2 separate regions of the Homo sapiens genome follow, and region 2 is linked to region 1. Evidence: chromatin loops called from intact Hi-C (ENCODE). Cell type or tissue: A673. All regions are shown on one strand. Links, peaks and the distances in the headings refer to the core of each region. The heading gives the core; the rest is flanking DNA.

What was found. A loop is a pair of places that touch in the nucleus more often than their neighbours do. Peaks named below come from ENCODE experiments on the same cell type or tissue, not always from the same donor. Only the 100,000 strongest peaks of a DNase experiment are listed, where the experiment ranks them.
Region 2: it touches region 1 in a loop (2.1-fold over the local background); 2 of 110 quality-filtered maps call a loop at or near these places.

Annotation. Positions count from the first base shown.
Region 1 is chr2:193,578,181-193,589,533 of GRCh38, forward strand. No RefSeq gene overlaps it. Among named protein-coding and RNA genes, the nearest start is that of LINC01821, 760 kb to the right of the region's middle. RefSeq lists an enhancer at 1,991-3,190 and a silencer at 6,560-6,689. In A673, for the core only: CTCF peaks have their summits at 6,029 and 6,658 (motif pointing left); DNase peaks (open chromatin) are centred at 6,021 and 6,641.
Region 2 is chr2:193,274,482-193,285,834 of GRCh38, forward strand. It overlaps the pseudogene DNAJC17P1. Among named protein-coding and RNA genes, the nearest start is that of PCGEM1, 530 kb to the left of the region's middle. In A673, for the core only: no CTCF peak of the experiment used is centred there; DNase peaks (open chromatin) are centred at 4,850 and 5,060; H3K27ac peaks cover 2,633 bases.

The DNA.
Region 1 (11,353 bases), core at 1,969-9,968:
AATCCTCAACAAAATATTAGCAAACTGAATCCAATAGCACAATAAAAAGACCATACATCATGGCCAAGTAGGATTTACCCCTCCAACGCAAGGGCTGTTTAATATACACAAATCAATTAATAACTACACTACATTAACAGAAAGAAGGATTAAAATCACACAATCGTCTCAACAGAGAGAAAAAATGTTAGAAAAAATTTAAGACAATGTTGTGATTAAAAACTTTCAATAAATTAGGTATAGAAAAAACTTACAACACAATAAAGGTCATATATGAAATGCCCACAGTTCACATTATAGGCAATGGTGAAAAATTAAAAACTTTTTCTGTAAGACCTGGAATTAGGCAAGGTTGTTTATGCTTGCTACTTCTATTTAACATGGCACTAAAAGTCCTAGCCAAAGAAATTAGGCAAGAAAAAGAAATAAAAGGCATTCAAATTACAAAGGGAGATGTAAAATTATCTATATTCATAAATGACATAATATTACATGTAGAAAACCCTAAAGTGCCACCTCACATTGTTAAAACTAATGAATTTAGTAAAATGTAGGCTACACAATCAGTTGTATTTCTATACACTAACAAGAAACTGTCTGGAAAAGAAATCAAGACAATAATCCCATTTACAATAGCATCAAAAAGAAGAAAATACTCAGGAATAAAGTTAACCAATGGGGAGAAAGGCTTGTACACTGAATACCATAAAACAAAGAAAGAGTTTAAAGCAGACACATGTAAATGAAAAGATATCTTGTGTTCATTGGTTAGAAAAATTAAAATTGTGGGGGCCGGGCGCGGTGGCTCACGCCTGTAATCCCAGCACTTTGGGAGGCTGAGGCGGGTGGATCACCTGAGGTCAGGAGTTTGAGACTAGCCTCAACATGGAGAAACCCCGTCTCTACTAAAAATACAAAATTAGCCGGGCGTAGTGGTGGATGCCTGTAATCTCAGCTACTCGGGAGGCTGAGGCAGGAGAATTGCTTGAACCTGTAAGGCAGAGGTTGCGGTGAGCCGAGATTGCGCCATTGCACTCCAGCCTGGGCAACAAGAAAGAAACTCCGTCTCAAAAAAAAAAAAAAAAGAAAGAAAGAAAAGAGAAAATAAAAAGAAAAAAGAAAAATTAAAATTGTGACAGTGCCTTTAATACCGAAAGCAATCTACAGATTCATTGCAATCCCTATCAAAATACCAATGACATTTTCCCACAGATATATATATATATGAAATATATACATATTTATTATTGAATATATGATATTAAATGTATTTGTATATTTGATATTTTAATTTAATATATTAAAAAAATATGTATACATATACATGTGTCTTAAAGTTTATATGGAAACACAAACGTTGCTAGAGAGCCAAAGGAATTTTGAGCAAGAAAAATCCTGGAGGCATCTTAGTTTCTAATTGCGGAATATATTACAAATGGCATAAAATCAGACATATAGATCAATGGAACAAAATAGAGAATCTAGAAATAAATCCACACATAGTCCGTCAACTGATTTTTGACACGGGTGCGAAGAATACACAATGGGGAAAGAATAGTCTTTTCAAAAAATCATGGTGGGAAAACTGGAAATAGACAAAGAAGTGAAAAATACATTTGAACCTTTATTTTAAACCACACACAAAAATAAACTCAGAACAGACTACATATTTAAATATCAGATCTGAAACCATAAAACTCCTAAAATAAAACATAGGGGAAGACCTTGGCCTTGGCTTTGGCTATGATTTCATGAATATGACACCAAAAGCACAAGCAACATAAGTAAAAAGATACAAGTGGGATTACATAAAACTAAATGGTTTCTGCAGCGCAAAGGAAACAATCAACAAAATGAAAAAAACAATCTAAAAATTGGAAGAAATATTTGCAAATGATTTTTCCAATAAAGGGTATTTATTTCTCTTGCTTGCCAAATGTGACCCTAACTCTTTGGTCACTGTGAAATTTAAATCAGAATCTCAAAGAGATATCTGCACTCCCATGTCCATTGCAGCATTATTTACAATAGCCAAGATGTGGGGGCAACCTAAGAGTCCATCAAATGATAAATGGATAAAGAAAATGTGCTATATACAGAAAATGGAGTATTATTCACCTTTAAAAAATGTTGCCAGTCGGGCACGGTGGCTCACGCCTATAATCCCGGAACTTTGGGAAGCCTAGGCAGACGGATTGCTGAACTCAGGAGCTCGAGATCAGCCTGGGCAACACGGTGAAACACCGTCTCTACTAAAATACAAAAAATTAGCCGGGCGTGACAGCGTGCGCCTGTAGTCCCAGCTGCTCGGGAGGCTGAGGCAGGAGAATTGCTTGAACCCGGGAGGCGGAAGTTGCAGTGAGACGAGATGCTGCCACTGCACTTCAGCCTGGGTGACAGAGTGAGACTCCGTCTCCAAAAAGAAAAAGAAAGAAAAAAAATGTTGCCACATGCAACAACATGGAGCATTCTAGAGGACATTATGCTAAGTGAAATGAGCCAGACACAGAAGGACAAATACCACATTATCCCACTTATATGACGAATCTAAAGTAGTGAAACTCAGAAACAGAGTGGAATGGTGGTTGCCAGGGGATAGCGGGGGAGTGTCAGAATGGAAAGTACTGGTCAAATGCTACATAGTTTCGGTTATGCAAGACGAACAGATTCTAAAGCTCTAATGTACTGCATAGTGCCTATAGTTTACAATCCTGAATTCTATACCTAAAAATTTCTGAGAGGACAGATCTGATGCTATGTTCTTATCACAAAAAAAGAGTAACTTTTGCAGGCAATGGATATGTTTATGGCATTGATTGTGATGGTTTCATGGGTATATATTATCTGCAAACTAATCAAGTTATATACATTAAATATGTACGCTTTTAAATGTTAATCATACCTCTATGAAGCAATTTAATTAAAAATATCAGAGAAGGTCATTTTCACAATTCCACTATGGAGTTTCCAGGACCACAACTATAAAAATATCTTGAATAGATGTGAAGAGCCCTGATCTTATCAATTTGAATTACCTCCACTTCATTTCCACCTTAGTTTATATTTATACTCAAGGGCAGTTGTCATTGTATGAGGGTCAAGGGAAAGGAAAAAGAAAAAGAAAAATACACTCCTGAAGGGTTCCCATTCAAAAGGAATGCCATTTCTCCTGATGACTCTCTTCTTTCCTCCTCCAGAGCCTCTAGATCAATGCTTAGCGCCAGATTTCCACAGCTCCACTGCATCAATAACTTCAAAAACAAAGATCATAAAATAAAGAAATTCAACACTGCTAATTTAAAGCAGTAAGACTCTGAGAAATGTCTATGAAACCCTATACAGTTTGTGTTAGATAAATACAGGGAGGTAATTTTAAATTATACTAAATATATTGATATAAATGAACTGAAGAGAGATTTTTTTTTCAGTCAATATGCTAGTTCAAGCAGCTATAAATGGTGTAACTGGGTTTTTTTTAGATTTATGTTTTGATTAGTGTGCCTATAACCTTCATTCAGTAATGCCTATGGTAAATGAAGTTAAGATCTCAGAAATCCTTCAGTTTGATATAGCAAAATAATCTAAATATTTATGACAATGGTGTAAAATTAAACAGGTTCTTTAGACCTGCTCAGTTACTATCTAAATGCATTCCAGAAGAAGACATAGAACATGGTTTATTTATCCAAGGTATTTTGGAAAAAAAAATCTTTTGAAGAGAGATTCAGCATATTTGAAAAATGCTATAGTGTTTTTCTCTCTGCAATTTGAGAATGACAGTGGAATATGCTGCCTTTGAAGTGAAATTATTGATTTTCTTGGTAGTGTTGACACTCTAGTGTGACAAAAGCCAGGTAGCAACATGTCAACTGCAAAGGAAAGTTGTCATTAAGGGTAAGGTAAGTAATGAGAGTGATGTGATCAGCAGGGATGTTTTTGTCATGACTAATTGAAATTGTGGGTTTTAAAAACCAAAAGCGATGAACAACCCATTAAGTCCTGTTCTGTCTATATAGCAGAAAAACAAACAAACAAGAAAATCAACTATAAAACTGGTGAATGAAGGCCAGACATGAGACACAATGAGAGTCATGCTCTTTCACCTAATTCTAAGACTTGGTAGCATTAGACACATTGACACTATGCCTCTATCGGCATCATGTTTACCTTGTGTAAGAATTCTCTGGGTAAAAAAAAATGAAAGCCATAAGATGTTTCTTCGAAAAGGGCATCACATTGTCATAAAAATGTAATTTCTAGAAAAAAATCAGATGCATCTAGTCGTTCTCTATTTTTTCATCTCCCATTAAATTGGTTGTTGCCATTGCTGTCTTAATTTTCCTTCTCTCTGCTACTCTGCTGTGGATTTATAACACCTCCCCTGTCAGCTTCTGATATCTAGTAGCATTTATTTCACTTCCTTGCCAAATGTGACCCTAACTCTGTGGTCACAAACTGAATGTACCACCTATCCTCTGCCTTCTGGTAAAATGTCTGCTTGTTCCAAGTTTTCATATTTCTGAAATATATATGCACTTGTTTTATTCCCAGTGAAATTTTTGAAGGGCTTTCATTACATGACTTGAGAAGTATTTTCATGGGAAATATTGTTTAAAATGTTGATGAAAAATGTGGTGTAGAAGACATTAAATATACACCTTTCATGTCACTTTGCTTGGAATTTGACATATATAAATATATCCAAAAACACTGAGAGACTTGTTTTTCCCTGTTGTTTCTCATGATCTTCTCTTTGTTCAAATTTATAAAATGTGTTTTTTTAATTGTAAAAGTCATATAAGTAAAATTTGGAAGATATGGAAAAGTACAAAGCCAAAATCTATATATATTTTAAAAGAGTGTGTAAACTGTTTATTTCTCTAATGTAATTATTACATGCATATATAATATAAAGGTATATACATATACATATATACAAATATATATATTATGTAAGCAAGTAAAAATTACACTTTACATGTAGTATTATATGTGTTATTGGCCTTTTAAACTTAATATTTTCATTTTATTATATATTCTTTGAAAACCAAATTATTAGTGAGCACCTTGTTTCTCCCAAGACCTGGAGCGAACCTGGGGAGAAGCCAGGAGACAATGGAGGGAAAACACTCCAAGAAAATCTGCAGGCATTTTTCACAGATGTGGGACTGAAGGAAGGATGCCATTTTCAATTCAGGCTCATGACAAAGTCAGTCAGTGTTTGACAACCCAGCTGTAGTGGCCACCGTAGATATTTTAATCTCTGCCCAGAAATTGGAGTGCTTGTTCTGTAGTGGGGGAAGAGCCCCCCACAGCCAGAACTGAGTGGCTGTTGCAGTGCACCCCCAGAGTAAGTGCTAAAATTGTGCTATCTCCTGTCATTGGACTGGAGTGGGAGGACAGTTGCTGAAGCCATGGTTTATCTTGGGCAGGGTGATTTGTGGCCAGGAGAAACAGCTTTGTGGCATAGGGACCATCTGCATATGTCATTACTGGATGCCCCAGCCTGTTATCCTAGTTAGTCAGAAGACTGTTCACCACCAATACTGAGGAGTGGGAGGGAGGTGGATCCCATTTGTGCTCACTTAGATGGGAGCGTGAGCCACATCTTTATTCCCTTGCAAATAACTTAATCTAGTGTCACCCCCGCTGCTCGATGCCTGGGCACATTTCCAGGCATTCAGAGCACTTGCTTCCCTGAAATAGGGGCCTGAGCTGCCCTTCCCTTCCCCTGCAAAGACCTAGTTGTAGCAGCAGTTCCTCTGCTCTGCAGCAGCTACTCTACTTCTTGCCGGGTGACATATTTCCAGGCAACTGGCATACCTGCTCACCTGGATTAGGTGACTGAATTGCCCTTTCCTTCCTGCGAAGAGATCTTAGTGCAGTGGCACCCTGTCTGCTCTATGCCCCGGCATAATTCCAACCATTCAGTCCACTATCTTGACTGGATTAGAAGCCTGTGTCATCCCTCTCTCCAGGTCGGAAATCTTGGTACAGTGGCGCCCTCTTCCATCCACACTCAGGCATAATTCCAGGCATTCAGCACAGCTGCTTGCTTGGATTAGAATCTGAGCCTCTCCTCCCTTTCTGTGCATAGATTTTGGTGCTGCAGTACCATCTCTGCTCCACACCCAGGCGTACTTCCAAGCATTTAATGTACTCACTTGCCTGGAGGAAAAGCCTGGGCTGACTCTCCCTTTTCATGTGGAGATCTGGATACATTGGAACCCCCTCTGCTCCATGCCCAGACATATATCCGGGCATTTGGAACACTCACTCTTCTAGATTATGAATTCAGGCTGCCCCTCCCTTCCTGGAGAGCCAACTTGGGACAGTGGAGTTATCTCCACTCTACACCTTGGCACTTGTCTGGGCACTTGGCAGCTGCCCATCAGATACCCACCCCTTGGAGCTGGTGTTTGCACCTGCCATTGGGTGACATGTAGGCGAGCCTGCTTGGCATAGCCCCATTCAGCTTGGTTCCCCACTCCAGGGCTAAGCTGGGAACTGAGACTACTATCCATTTCACAGGACACACCATTGGCTGAGGCAACAGTGAGCTTCTCAAGGTTAACAAAGATCATGCATAGGGAGATGTGTGTTGACTGCAGCCAGATCCAACCCATATTGCCACCTACTGGTGTAGACATCAAGCTGCACAACCAAACAAAAAATCTGACACCAGTGCACAGCACTAGGGAATGAGATAAGCTTCCTGAGACCTCCCCATTCTGACTCCACAGGAGGCAGTGAGCACACTCACATGTCCAGCAAATTGCTACTACAACTAGCATTTAAGAAAGTCACCATACAAAAGATATCTATAACCAAGAAACTTACATAGTCTTTGCCACTAAAGCACCTGGAACCAAAGCCAAAGAACTCTACACAATGCATATTATAGCCACACCCTCAAGGGGGAAAATCTTACTCAAATGAAAGCAAATCCAAAAATGAGAAGAGGAGATAGCTAATCAGATAAGAAGGAACCAGAGAGATAATCCTGGAAGAATGAAAACACAGAGTGTTAAAACACTAACTGCCCAGCAATGGATCCTAATTAAAATGAAATCTTTGAAATACCAAATAAAGAATTCAAAATGTTTATTTTAAAGAAATTTAATGAGACCCAAAAGAAAATTGAAAGCCAATACAAATAAATCATAAAACAATTCAGAATATGAAAGAAGAGACATATATGGTTTTATAAAACTTCTGAAAAAAAGATGTGTTGACAGAATTACAAAATATAGCTGTAAGCTTTAACAATAGGCTAGTATAAGCAAAATAAAAGATTTTAGAACTAGATGGCAGGTCTTTCAAATTAACCTATTTGAACAAAAATTCAAAAGAGATTTTAAAAAAAGCTTTTGATAAATATTGGATTATGTAAAGCCTTCAAAACTATAAGTAGTAACTATTCCAGAGATAACAGAAAAATTGTAAAATAAAACATATGGAAAATATATTCTAGGGAATAATTGAGAAAAACTTTTCTGGTCTTGTTAAAGTTCTAGACATCCAGATACAATATATTTAAAGAATTCTTGGGAGATACATTGCAAGAAGGAACTCATCAAGGAATATAGTCGTCAGACTATACAAAGTCAACAAGATAGAAAAAAATTCTAAAATGGGCAAGAGAGAAACATCTAATCACCTATGAAGGAAATACCATCAGACTAACAGCAGACATATCAGCAGAAACATTACAAATGAGAAGACATTAGGGTCCCATTTACAGTCTTTTTAAAGAAGAAAAAGTGCAAGCCAAGAATTTTGTATCTTGCTAAACTAAGTTTCCTAAATGAAGGAAAAATAAAGTTGCTCCGAGTCAAGAAAACACCAAGGGAATTTGTCACCACTAGATCAGTCCTAAAAGAAATGCTCAAACGAGTTAAAAATGGAAATGGAAGGGGTATACTTGTCATCATAAAAACGTGCAGGTCACATAAAGTAATTACACAATTGAGACTGCAAAGCAAATATGTAATAACATTATGGCAAGAAGAAAACCTCTCATATCAATATTAACTTTAAAGGTAAAGGGCTATATGCTCCACTTAAAATATGTCAGTTGGCAGAATGGATAAAAATATAAAAACTTTTTAAACATAAGCTGCATACAAAAAAACCCGCCTGATATGGTTTGGATCAGTGCCCCCACCAAATCTCATGTAGAATTGTAATCCTCAGTGTCAGAGCAGGGGCCTGGTGGGAGGTGATTTGATCATAGGGGTGGGTTCTCATAAATGGTTTAGCACCACCCACTTGGTACTGTTCTCATGATAGTGCGTTCTTGTGAGATTTAGTTGTTTAAGAGTGTGGCGGCCAGGTGTGGTGGCTATGCCAGTAATACCAGCACTTTGGGAGGCCAAGGTGGGCGGATCATGAGGTCAGGAGATTGAGACCATCCTGGCTAACATGGTGAAACCCCATTTAGGATTGTTTTACATAATTCTCTGAAGAATCACCTTGGTAGTTTGATAGGAATTGCATCGAACCTGTGGATCGCTTTGGGCAGTACAATTTAAAGATACTGATTCTTCTGATCCATGATCATGAGATACTTTTTCCACTAGTTTGTGTCATATATGATTTATTTAATCAATGTTTTGTAGTTCTCTTTGTAGAGATCTGTCATTTTCTTGGTTAAATATATTCCTAGGTATAATTTTTAGCAAATTTTAAATAGAGAGAGAAGGTGCTACACACTTTTAAATGACCAGATCTCATGATAACTCACTTACTATGGTGACCAAAGAAGATGGTGCTAAATGATTTATGAGAAACTACCCTCGTGATCCAATCACCTCCCAACCTCCTGTTGGGGATTGGGGATTACATTTCAACATGAGATTTGGGTGGGGACACAGGATTCAAACCATATCAGTGATTTACCATATAAAAGAATTAAAAACAAAAACCACAGAATCATCTCAAAAGATTGAGAAAAAAACATTTAATAAAATTTGTCATTTTTTTCATGACAAAAACCCTTGCCAAACTAGGAATAGAAAGAACATACTTAAAATAATAAAAGCCATGTATAACAAACCCACAGGCAACATTAAACAGAATGGGGAAAAGCACTTCCCCTAAGAAATGGAACAAGACAAGGATACCTACTTTCACCACTGCTATTCAACATAGTACTGGAAGTTCTAGCTATGGCAATCAAGCAAAAGGAAAAGATGAAAAACATTTAAATTGGAAAAGAGAAAGTCAAATTATCTCTGTCCGCTGTTGATATACTCTTATACCTAGTAAACTCTAAAGACTTCTGCAAAAGACTTTTAGATTTGATAAATTACTTCAGTAAATTTTCAGGATATAAAATCAACATACAAAAATCAGTAGCATTTCTATACACCAATACCAGTCAAGCTGAGAACCAAAACAAGAACTCAATCCCATTTAAAATTTGCTAAAAATTATACCTAGGAATATATTTAACCAAGAAAATGACAGATCTCTACAAGGAGAACTACAAAACATTGATTAAATAAATCATATATGACACAAATTAATGGAAAAAGTATGTAATGCTCATGGATCAGAAGAATCAGTATCATTAAATTGTACTGCCAAAGCAACCTACAGGTTCAATGCAATTCCTGTCAAAGTACCAAGGTCATTCTCCAGAGAATTATGTAAAACAATCCAAAAAATTCATCTGCAAAGAAAAAAAGCCCAAATAGTCAAAGTAATCTCAAGCAAAATGAAAAAAGCTCTAGGCATCACATTACCTGACTTCAAATAATATTATAAGGTTATAGTAACCAAAACAGCACAGTACTGGTATAAAAATAGACACATCAATTAATGGAACAGAATAGAGAACTAGAAATAAAGACATATCTACAACCATATGATTTTTGACAAAGTCCATGAAAATACGCACTAGTAAAAGAACATGCTATAAAATAAATGGTGGTGGAAAAAACGGATACTCACATGCTGAGGAATGAAGCTGGACTCCTATCTTACACCATATACAAACTAACTCAAGATGAATTAAAGTTTAAAGATAAAATTTCTAGTAGAAAACCTAGGAAAAACTATGGCCATTTCTCTAGGCAAACAATTTATGAATAAGTTCTCAGAAGGACACACAACGAAAACAAAAATAAACAATTGGGATTTAAATAAACTAAGCATGCAAAAGAAATAGTCAACAAAGTAAACAGACAGCCTACACATGTGAGAACATATTTGCAAACGGTACCTCCAACAGAGTGTTAATATCCAGAATTTACTGGGAACTCAAACTACTCAACAACAAAAAAAACAAAAACTTCATTAAAAAGTGGGCAAAGGACATGAACAGACATTTTACAAAGGAAGACATACAAGTGGCCAGCAAACATATTAAAAGATGCTTAACATCACTTATCATCTGAGAAATGCACTTTTTTTTTTTTTTTTGAGATGGAGTCTCGCTCTGTCACCCAGGATGGAGTGCAGTGGCGTGATCTCGGCTCACTGCAAGCTCTGCCTCCTGGGTTCACACCATTCTCTTGCCTCAGCCTCCCGAGTAGCTGGGACTGCAGGTGCCCGCCACCACACCCGGCTACTTTTTGTATTTTTAGTAGAGACGGGGTTTCACCGTGTTAGCCAGGATGGTCTTGATCTCCTGACTTCGTGATCCGCCTGCCTTGGCCTCCTAAAGTGCTGGGATTACAGGCCTGAGCCACCGCGCCCAGCCTAGTAATTCTTAAATGTGTTCCTGTGGACAGGTGCTACCTTCTGAGTGGAGACTGATCAAGCTAATACCTCTCTTGAAATTATCAATAGAGTGGCTCCTGTATTATTGCCCATGCCGGAAGACATTATTTTTCTTGTTTTTCCTACATGACCTTTGTATCCGTTCTTTATTCTTAAAGTTTAGTGAATTTTTAAAATGTACCTTGGTTTTGTTATATATGTTACTTTTATTTCTTCTTTTTTCTTTTTTTCTCTTTTTGACATTAAGCAAGCTATACCTTCCTTTGGTTCACATGTTCTGCCATTAAGTCAGTCATTACAGATAAGCTTCCTTCAATTATTAAGTGATTGGCTTTCAATCTACATATAAAATCGTATCGCTTTACTCAGAGGTGCTTAAATAACACATGTATGGTTAATTGCTTGGCAGCAAAACCCCAAATCATTTGCTCTGATGGTTTCACGGCAGGGATTTATGCCCATTTTCAAAAAGTACATGGGCTATTGTGGTAGAACTATTGGAACATTCTAATACATGGTTTTGTAATGTTGGAAACTGTGAGAATACCTTCAAAATGATTATTGCCTTTTAAAAGTACGGTGTTATATATGAAGGGAATAACATTAGAAATCAGTGCTGGAATAT
Region 2 (11,353 bases), core at 1,395-9,394, 300 kb before region 1:
ACCTGGGAGGCAGAGCTTGCAGTGAGCCGAGATTGCGCCACTGCACTCCAGCCTGGGAGACACAGCGAGACTCTGTCTCAAAATAAATAAATAAATAAATAAAAAATAAAGGGTAAAGAAATGTGAAACAAAAATACATAAGAAGAAAGAACTAAATAAGTAAAATTGATGAATAAGTAAATAGTAAATAAAGAGAAAATGCTTTAAAGCTGTAAAAAAAAAGTTTATTATAGTAAGTGGATCTATTTCCAAATGACTGCATTAAAAAGTAACCCATTTGTATGAATAAAAACACTACCTACTTTTGTTATATAATGTGATCGATGACATAATATTCTGAGTACTTATTAAACATTAGGAAATTTTATTGCTGATTTTTACAAACGAAGTCTACATTTCTCCAAATAAATAAGGGGATACTTCTCAATTTTTCTTTCATTCATCCCAAGCAAGCACAGTTCAAAATATTGCTAGTTTCATAAGAACATCTGATTGGTGATTTGACTAAGTCATCACCTAGAAACTCGAGTCTGGAAGCTTTCCAATGAATGAAGCTCGTTTCTGATTCTCATCAGTGCTTAGTGTAATGAGTTTATGTTCTTCTCCTAGATTATTTCTATTGATTGCTCTATATATTTCTCTGAGCTAAAGAAACATCATATCTTACTTGTTTATATGTCCCTGCCTATTTCTTGTTTAATTTTATTATTTTTTTTCTATGTGGTCCAAATCTGTCTAAGGTGAGACTGCTTTGCAGGTAGTGAAGGGAACCCTGGCTGGGCCAGGATAGCAGGCAACTCATGTCAGTTATTGGGTTCTGGGAGAATGAAAATGTAATGGAATTACCCAGCTCTCCCTCCACACCCTCTACCACTACTTCAGTAACAGACAGTAAGAAAGACTAGACAAATTCTTTTATTACATATTTATTGGGAACATAATGATTTTACTGAATATGTTCAGATAGCTCAGGTGAAGCCCAATAAATGTCAACTCTGAGAAGCCTGAATTTGAAATCACGAATATGAATTTTGAACTAAGAGTAGTTAAGGAAGCACAAGACATAGCAAAACAAAGGACAAATAACAAAATAAATTTAAGAACCACTCATCTGCCATAATTAAATTTATCAGTATGTGAATATAATCTGCTTAGGCTTGTTGGCTGAACTTATAAATCCTAAAGAAAGATGCAATCTCAGTTAGTATTTCTACCCATAAGTGAAAACCTAGTATAGCAATTTTGTGAGGAATTTCTAGTATTTAAATTATACTTGGAATTATATGTCTGCATTTAGAACTAAGCCACTTGCTTGTGAAGACAGGAATTTGATCATAAGTTATCTGTAAGGTTTATGTAAGTGTCCATACTTTATGAATGAGAAGACCAAATCAAAATGATGTTGCAGTCTCGGTTTATTCAGTTATGCTTTTATTGCTTGACTTTTTTACTTCCATGCAGTTCATTGATGACTTAGTTTTCTCCTCAGATGACTAAAGATAACTTAAAGTATCCCTAATAATCATTTGTGTCAGTTGTCAGTTTATTATTTCTCGGCTCTGAATTCACATTTCAACGTATGCTCTAAAACAGAATATTTTAAATAATTTTTCCTTTGATAAGAGCAGTAGAGGGTGCTTGAGGAATAGTGCAGTAGAAAGAGACTTCCTGTGTGAGCCGGGTGTCAGCAGGACTGGGGTGAGGATAGCTAGTAGAGCCTGCCCCAGTCACCTGCCCAGCCTTTGTCCCTCTGTGACATTGCAGCCTCTGTCTGGTGATTATCTTTGCACAGCACTCTCTGGAAACCGGAGCTCCCACAGACTGTCCGCTCTAAAGATCTCCGGCCCCACCAATTGCCGGGAATCCCTTGGATACACTTGCTTAGAGTTGTTGATCCCCTACACCCTGCAGGTGGCCTTTCACTTGCCAAGGAACTCGGATCAGCTGTGGTCTGACCAAAATTGAGAACTTTCCTGGTATCCAGTGAACTGACCCACATTTTCTCCAATAAAGTCTGAACACCTTCCAAGTTTGTCCTTGAGTACTCTGCATCAGCCCTAAGATACCATACAGAGTTTCCTTACATCTTATCATTCCTTCTTTTTTTCTTAAAAACAGACAAACAAAAGTTTATTGGTGACGTTAAAGAAAAAGGCTGCCGGCGGGTGGCTGGAGCCAGGGTTACGTGGGCTGCCCCTCTCGGTCTTGCTGGTGCATGTCTGAGATCAGCCATTGCAGCTCGGCCGCATGGCGCATGTGCATCACGATGACGCTCTCGTATTCCCTCACCGACAGCACTGAGCCCTTTGACAGTGCTGGGCGGCTGGGGCCCACGGTGCTCTGGGGCTGTCCCTCCAACCAGGAAATCTTCAGAGGGTTATCCACCAGGCCAACTTCATTCTGGACAGCCAGCTCCGCAGCCTTGGCAGTCGCAAACTCCACCACAGCAGTGCCTACCTTCTTACTGGAAAGCACCAGGTTGAGAACCTCACCATACTTTTGCAAAAGCCATAGGAGGACGTCTTTGGAGTAGCCACCTTTTGACTCCCCCCGAGCCTTCTTGCGCTTCCATTTTAGCTTTAGTTTGGGGGTTCCTTGGCCTTTAGTATTTTGTCTTTCCTCTCAACCTCTGGTCACGCTCCTGGTGTATCTGCTCCCAGATCAGCCTCTGCTCTTCCTCCAGCTGCCGGGAACCCTCTTCACTCAGGCGTTTGATCTCTCGCTCTAGTGTCCTGGTGCTCAGGCTCTCCTCCAGCTCCTCCTCCTCTTCCTCCTCCTCCTCCCCCCTCCCCTTCCTCCTCCTCCTCCCCCTCTCCCTCCCCCTCCGCCTGGTGCTGCCGCTCCCGCTTCCGGGCCTCCAGATCAAGCTTCACTTTATTCCTTTTTTCATCTAGTTTCTGAGTCCTCTCTGCTGCCTGCTTCTTGGCTTTCCTGACCTTGTCATACGCAGCCCCGGCTGCAGCATCGGTCAGCACCTCCAAGGCCTGAGAATGCTGGTGGAAGAGTTCAGCTGCCAGTGGAAGAGTTCAGGGTAGCAGGAGGAGGCCTTCTGCCTATATGCCTTCTCCACCTCTTTGTCTGCCACCTTCTCCTCAATGTCTAGCAGCGCGTACAGGTCCATCTGTAAGATCTTGCTCCTTGGTCACTGCCATGGTTCTGACCTGACGGATTCGTACTCCATTTTTCTTTCTTTTCTTTTTTTTTTTTTAACCATACTTAATAGTGCTTTGTATCAAACATCCCTGCTAATCTACTGTGTGATGTTTATCTCCCAAATGAACCCAGACTGCCACATTATTTTGATTTGGTCTTCTCATTCATAAAGTATGGAGATTTACATATTTCTTAAAGATAATTTATGAACAAATTCCTGTGTTCGTAAGCAAAGCAAGTCATGAAAATGCATTGCAATATTTTAAAACAGCATTATTTACTTTTAGTTATGGATGATTTTAATAGCATACAGAATGAATGTGCATTTTCAGGAAAGAAGCATTCTAATTAAAATATTGCAGATGGGTTCCTGAAATAGGGATAATGTTTAACTTAATGGGATTTTTTTGAATATCTGTTCCATATCACGTGTTTGTGGATTTAAAATTTCTATTAATTTCCCGACGATTTTGACATTATCCTGTATTTAAAATTGGTGGGTGGGTGCAATTATACCTGACAGAAAAAAAAATGAGGGAAAAAATATGTTTAAGAAAATCATTAAAAATATGTACATTTTATTGATAGTGTAAAATAGAAACCTTATTTAACATTTTAATATTTTTCTCTCATCTTTACAAATACATTCAACAAGTTGAAAATAAGTTTCTAAGAATTGGTCTGTAATGGCCAGGCACGGTGGCTGAAGCCTGTAATCCCAGCACTTTGGGAGGTGGAGGCAGGCAGATCACCTGAGATCAGGAGTTTGAGACCGGTGTTATCAACATGGTGAAACCCCATCTCCACTAAAAATACAAAAATTAGCCAGATGTGGTGACAGGCACCTGTAATCCCAGGTACTCAGGATGCTGAGGCAGGAGAATCACTTGAACCTGGGAGGCTAGGTTGCGGTGAGCCGAGATCGCACCATTGCACTCCAGCCTGGGAGACAGAGTGAGATTGTGTCTCAAAAAAAAAAAAAAAAAAAAGAATTGGTATGTACTGCATTTACACATTTTTAAAATTGAGTATAGAAGGTTTGGGATCATGTGTATTATTCAGATTACATCAGAAGTACTAAAGATTCAAGCAAAAAATGCACTCATTCAGGAAAACCCAATTTATAGATGCTTGAGCTGAGAAATTCCAAGAGAAGGTTATAAGGCTATTAATTATATTTGAAGCCTACAAAGTTTAGTTCTACTTGTGTTTAATGATGTGTCTTAGTAATATAATGTATTAGAAAACAGCCCTAAATATGATCTCTATATAGGGTAATCATTTTCCATCCTTTCACTTTGTGAAAACAGATGAAAGGTTTTTGGATTTGGGGTTATTTTAATTTTACTTATTTAGGGGCACACTTTACCATTGCTCTATTAAACTTCGATTTGAGGAAAATTAATTTAACCAGTCTTGTCAGAAAAAATAGGATTTGCTAGTTTTCTGAAGGGACAGTTCGCTATAGAGACCAAAAATAACTGGCACTGTGGATCTACCCCAGTGATGCTTTAGTGATCATTACAGATTGATTTGCTGGGCTCTCTTTTTATGGCCTGTTTTTCTATTTTGGCTCAGCCTAGGAAAGCTGGTGTCTGGTGAATAACATAAATGTTATTTAAAATGTACACCTCATAATATCCCTAGTACTCTTAGGTTTATAAGGGGCATGCACATATATCATTTCAATTAATCCTTACAAAATAAACCATTAAGTCAATAAAACAGACACTTTCACAGTATAAAATTTTCAGAGACAGGGAAGTTAACATTTATCTTTCCTTGGACACATTTGGATGCATTATTAAAATACAAATTTTGCATGAAATATATCACTTAATTTTTCCAGCTCACATGATGTTACTTTGAATCTGAATATTGCAAGCCCAAAACGTAAAAAGATGAAAAAGTTTCTGTAGATGCAGAAAATATGGGCATAGCTTAACTAGGGTCCAATTCAGCCCTATCTACATCTAAGATTCATGTATTTCCACCGTACCTTAATAGCTCTTCTTCCTTCCTTCCTTCCTTCCTTCCTTCCTTCCAACAATGATTTATTTGGCATAAAATAAATGAAAGTGATGTACTTTGTGCTGTCCATACACCCAAGTGTAAGATTTAGTTCTTGTGCTGAGAGACATGTTTCACAGATTTCAAATAAATAATTATTATGCAAACTCAGGCCTTTTCAAATTGATCCAGTTATTTCCCCTTTATTTTGTTATAGCCTCTCAATTTTGAATATTGATTTGCTCACATATGTGAACAAATTCCATCCCAATAAAGATGGAGAGCAGAAAACAAACTTCTAACCCCCAAACTCTCATTTTAAAACTTGTTTTATATCGTTTGTTAGTTTGATGTTGTTGCTATTGTTGTTATTTTGCTGCTCAGAGAACTCGTGGTTAAAATTTACCTATACTGGGGGCTTATAGTGTGTCAGATATGTCCTAATAAACTAACATTTAAGGAGAGTTAAAGGACTTTATGATAACAAAGCATTATTACATTTTTAAAATTGAAATATAAAATATGTACACAAATTATAAGTGTATAACTTGATCAATTTATACAAAATTAACAATCCTATAGAATTTTCTTTAGTTTAAGATGCAAAACATTAGAAGCATCCTAAAAACCCCAGGAGGAAGGAGGTAATCATTAAGATATAGCATGAGATAGGATTCTGGTTGGTTTAAGTTGTTCTATTTCCTGATTTTTCTATAAATTACATGAGTTCACATTTTGATAATTCATTGAGGTTTATATTTTAATTAATTGTAAATAATTATCTTTATGTGTTACATTTCACACTAAACCCATGTTTAAAAAGAACAAACCAATGTATAGTGTTACATATTTTCATTATGTAAAACTTTTTTTGAGAAAATGTGCTTTGATATGAATTTTTGTTATTTGTCAAGAATCTTGATTTTATGCATCAAAATTTGCTAAGATATGTACTCTGCTTACTTCTTCATATCATGTAGCATTGTCAGACATCATCTTTTGTCTACAAATCTACACATGTATAAAAATTTTCATTCCATCTTATTCAAGTACATATTCTTATATGTACTTATTCAGGTATATATATATATAATATGTATAATCTCACTTTTCTACAAATCATGGTTTAGAAATTCTATATTTGCCAAATTTGTTGTTTATTTTAAAAAGAAAAAATATACAGCTTTTTCTTTTACCACAATATTTTCTCTACTTTGCTTTATTTACATTGCATGAATTACAAATAAAAGTGTCTGCAATGACAAACATCTCCACAGCTAGACATTTCAACACAAGCTTTTTCCTTTGGTTATAACTGTAGGTAGAAAAACTAAATGAATGCTACCTTCCTCAACTCTTCTGTGAAAATAATAATATTTTAATCAGTATTTAACTCTTACTATTTGGAATAACATGCACAATGTTAACTCTTATATATAAATTTCCTCTCCATCATCCTTATGTGATTTCACCTCTTTCTATGCCTTTATGTTCTTTTCTACTGATCCACTGTGCATTCTTTTCTCACTGTTTTTAGTGTTCTAAATTTTCTGACTTTATTGGAGAAGTGGGAAGAGCTCGATGGATATTATTAATTTATATAAACTTATTTTTCTTGAATTAATTTGATATTATGAAACATCTGGATTAGTGACTATTATTTTTATACTCATCTAAACAACTGATATGTTAAAGACAAAAGTCATTCTTTCTTACATATGTGGAGAGCATAGGATACCAAGAACTCCAGACAGACCATTCAAATTTGCTTTCAATGCTAATGAATTCTATGTGCTTTCCAACGGCAAAATCTTCCCTTTACACAGGTAATTTTTAAAATCACCTTTATATGGGTTGTGCAGATATGCCAATAGACATAGAAACAAAAAATATTATTTATCCTAATAATCTTGAATTAACCATAAATTTTCTCATATGATTTTAGATATATTCAAAAATATGATAAATGTGAAAGAGATAAAAATTTAAGTTTAAGGCCTGTAAATGATGAGAATATTGTGTCAATGACCCTTATGTGTTTCCCCCACCCCCCTTTCAAAAAAAATCTTTCTGAGACAGGGTCTTTCTTGCATAGGCTGGAGTGCAGTGGCACAGTGATAATCCACTGCAGCCTTGAACTCCTGGGCCCTAGCAATCCTCTCACCTAAGCCTCTTTAGTGTCTAGCACTATAGGTGCACACCACACACCCAGCTATTTGTTCATTTATTTATTTATTTTGAGATGGAGTCTCACTCTGTCACCCAGGCTGAAGTGCAGTGGCATGATCTTGGCTCACTGCAACCTCCATCTCCTGGGTTCAAGCAATTCTCCTGCCTCAGCCTCCCGAGCAGCTGGGATTACAGGTGCCCACCACCACCCCCAGCTAACTTTTTGTATTTTTAGTAGAGATGGGGTTTCACCATGTTGGCCAGGCTGGTCTTGAACTCCTGACCTCAAATGATCCACCCACCTCAGCCTCCCAAAGTGCTGAGATTACAGGCATGAGCCACCATGCTGGGCACACCCACCTAATTTCTAAAATATTTTTGGTAGCCACCAGTTCTCACTGTTCCCCAGGTTGGCCTCAAACTCCTGGGCTCAAGCCGTCTTCCTGCCTCAGCCTCCCAAAGTGCTTGTATTACAGGATGAGCCACTGCACCATCCACCTATGTTTTACACCTCCCTGTTTCCATGCTCTTTGCCACTTCACTTGGATTTGCCCATTGCTTGACTCTGGGTTTGGTCATGTGATTTGCTTTGATCAATTGAATGTTAGCCAATATCATGCAAATAGGAGTTTGAAATGTGCCCGTATGATTGGGTTTTTCTCCTCTCTCATTCTTCTATTAATACCACAAGGGCATACCCAGACTAGTCTACTGGAGGGTAAGAAATGTGAAGTGTATCTGAGTTGCTCTAGTCATCCCAGGTGTGCACAGCCTTGATAAGCAAATAGGCTAGTTAATCCCCAGACACATAAGTGGGCCTAGCCAAGAACAACGAAGTCACCAACTGACCCAAAGACAATTGGTGAAGTGATTGAAATTGAACATTGCTTATTTGTATCATGCTTTTTCTAGAGTTATTTAAATTTTAAGGTATGTTTTTGTGAAACCTTAATACAAATAATGATTTAATTTAAATTTAAGATTTTTAAGATGTTTTTACAAAACTGCATCTGTTCTAATTAATATGCTTGCAAATTAAAAATAAATTTAAATAAAAAGCAATTTTATCACCATTGGGTAATTTAAAAATTTATATTTAATATGAACACTTCCATGTAAATTTTAACTGCAGTGTGCACTTCATGATAGCAGCAGCTGCTTACTGATGGGTTTTTAGTTCTCAGCTATTTTGAGGGCTAAACCCCAGTGGGGACTTTGTCGGTGTCCATACCTATTAATAATTGCTGACAAATAACCAACACCCCAAGAGCAAGTTTCCTGTTGACAACTTGTGAAAAACAAACATATGGTAACTTTGCCATTATCTTAATTTTTTTACAATGTATATTTCACTGGATATCAAAGATGATATCATCTGTTTCAGTAAAGTACATGTGATTTTGGCAGAGAGTATGAAGAATTTTTCTTAATGTACTTTTTTGTCGTTGTTGTTTAAATATGGCTTTTTGAGGTGAAGAAAGTGCATCTGGAAAACACTAGATAAGCTCAAGTGTGACACCAAAGTAAAGAGATTCTGTTAGCAAAATAGGCTTTTTGTAGAACTTTTAAAAAATGGTATCTTCGAGTGTGTGTGTTTATTCATAGCATTTTCCTCTGCTGTTTCTTTATCAAAGGTAGTGGTGCCTAACGTAGCAATGTGAATGATCAGAATAGAAGCCTCTAGGAGACTAAATATAAAAGGACTTTTTCTACTGCTTCCCCACTCTCCACAAGATACCAGCCATAATACAGTATGGCCAAGATAGTAAATCACTTTTAAAACCCAGAAACTTCTTCTTTGGAATGGTACGTCCTTATGAAATCACAGAGGAGGGTTCCGTGTAGACATAGGCTTCTTAGAATAAATGAGATTAGTTTTCTTATGAAGGGTGGCCATAACTCATAGATTTTTATTCTCTCAAGAAAATTGTATATTGTTATATTTTGTATAGCAAAGTAAAAGTTGAATTCTCTCTCCACTTAGAATATAAAAAGTTGCCATTGACCGTCACTTTCACTCAAAAAAAAAATGTATATAAGCAAAAAAAGTATATGTGTGTGTAAATATATACACACACATATATACACATATGTACTTTTTTTAGAGAGCGAGAGAGAGACTTAGATCTACTCATATCAATAAGAAATATGCTATGAGGATATTAACGACAGAAAGTAGACTTTAAGACATCTAGGAAAACAAAGAAAAATGTATTGACAAAATAAACTATTAATCAGATAGCATAGCAATCTTACATGTGCATACTCTTAAAAGAAGAATTTTATAATGTATGAAGAAAACACAGAGAATTGAAGAGAGACAAACTCATGATCATAATTGAGGACTTTAATATCTGTTTCTCAGTAATTTTTAAAACAATTAGATAAAAACTGACAACTAATCTACTTGACCTTATTAACATTTATAGAACACTCTATCTAGTAACAATACATATTTATTTGAAATATATGGAACATTACATATATACTAAATAATGAATCTGGTCTCTCCCTCTCTCTCTATATATATACATTTTTTAAAATTAAATTTGTAGTCAATATTTTTGTTACTATGGCTCTGTAAACATTTTTTTTCCACTACTGAACTACCTAGTACCATGATAACTTTTTTATTTTTTATTTTATTATATTTTTCCATAAGTTATTGGGGTACAGGTGGTATTTGGGTACATGAGTACATGAGTAAGTTCTTTAGTGGTGATTTGTGAGATTTTGATGCACTCATCACCCCAGCAGTATACACTGCACCATATTTGTAGTCTTTTATCTCTTTTTATCTCTTGCCCCACTTCCATCCTTCCCCAAAGTCCATTGTATTATTCTTACGCCTTTGCGTCCTCATAGCTTAGCTCCACATATCAGTGAGAACATATGATGTTTGGTTTTCCATTCTTGAGTTACTTCACTTAAAATAATAGTCTCCAGTCTCATCCAGGTCACAGCAAATGCTGTTAATTCATTCCTTTTAATGGCTGCATAGTATCCCATCATACATATACATATATATATATACACACACACACATATATATACATATATGTATACATATATATGTATGATGGAATACTATGCAGCCGTTATATATGTATATATATACACACAGACACACCACAGTTTATCCACTCGATGATTGATGGGCATTTGGGTTGGTTCCACAATTTTGCAATTGTGAATCATGTTGCTGTAAACATGCATGTTCAAGTATCTTTTTCTAATACTGACTTCTTTTCCTCTGGATGGATACTGAGTAGTGGGACTGCTAGATCAAATGGTAGATCTACTTTTAGTTCTTTAAGAAATCTCCACGCTTTTTTCCATAGTGGCTGTACTAGTTTGCATTCCCACCAGCAGTGTAGAACTGTTCCCTGTTAGCCACATCCACCACCACATCTACTGTTTTTTGATTTTTTTATTATGACCATTCTTGCAGGAGTAAGGTGGTACCCCATTGTGGTTTTGATTTGCATTTCCCTGATCATTAGTGATGTTGAGCATCTTTTCATATGTTTGTCGACCATTTGTATATCTTCTTTTGAGAACTGTCTATTCATGTCCTTAGCCCAGTTTTTGATGGGATTATTTTTTCTTACTGACTTGTTTCAGTTCGTTATAGATTCTGGATATTAGTCCTCTGTCAAAAGTATAGATTGTGAAGATTTTCTTCCACTCTGTGGGTTGTCTGTTTACTCTGCTGACTGTTCCTTTTGCAGTGCAAAAGCTCTTTAGTTTAATTAGGTCCCAGCTGTTTATTTTTATTGAATTTGCTTATGGGTCATTGGTCATGAAATCCTTGAATATGCCAATGTCTAAAAGTATTTTTCCAAAGTTATCTTCTAGAACTTTTACAGTTTTAGGTCTTAGGTTTAAGTCCTTAATTCATCTGGAGTTGATTTTTGTATAAGGTGAAAGATGAGGATCCAGTTTCATTCTCCTACATGTGGCTAGCCAATTATCGTAGCACCATTTGTTTAAAAGGGTGTCTTTCCCCACTTTATATTTT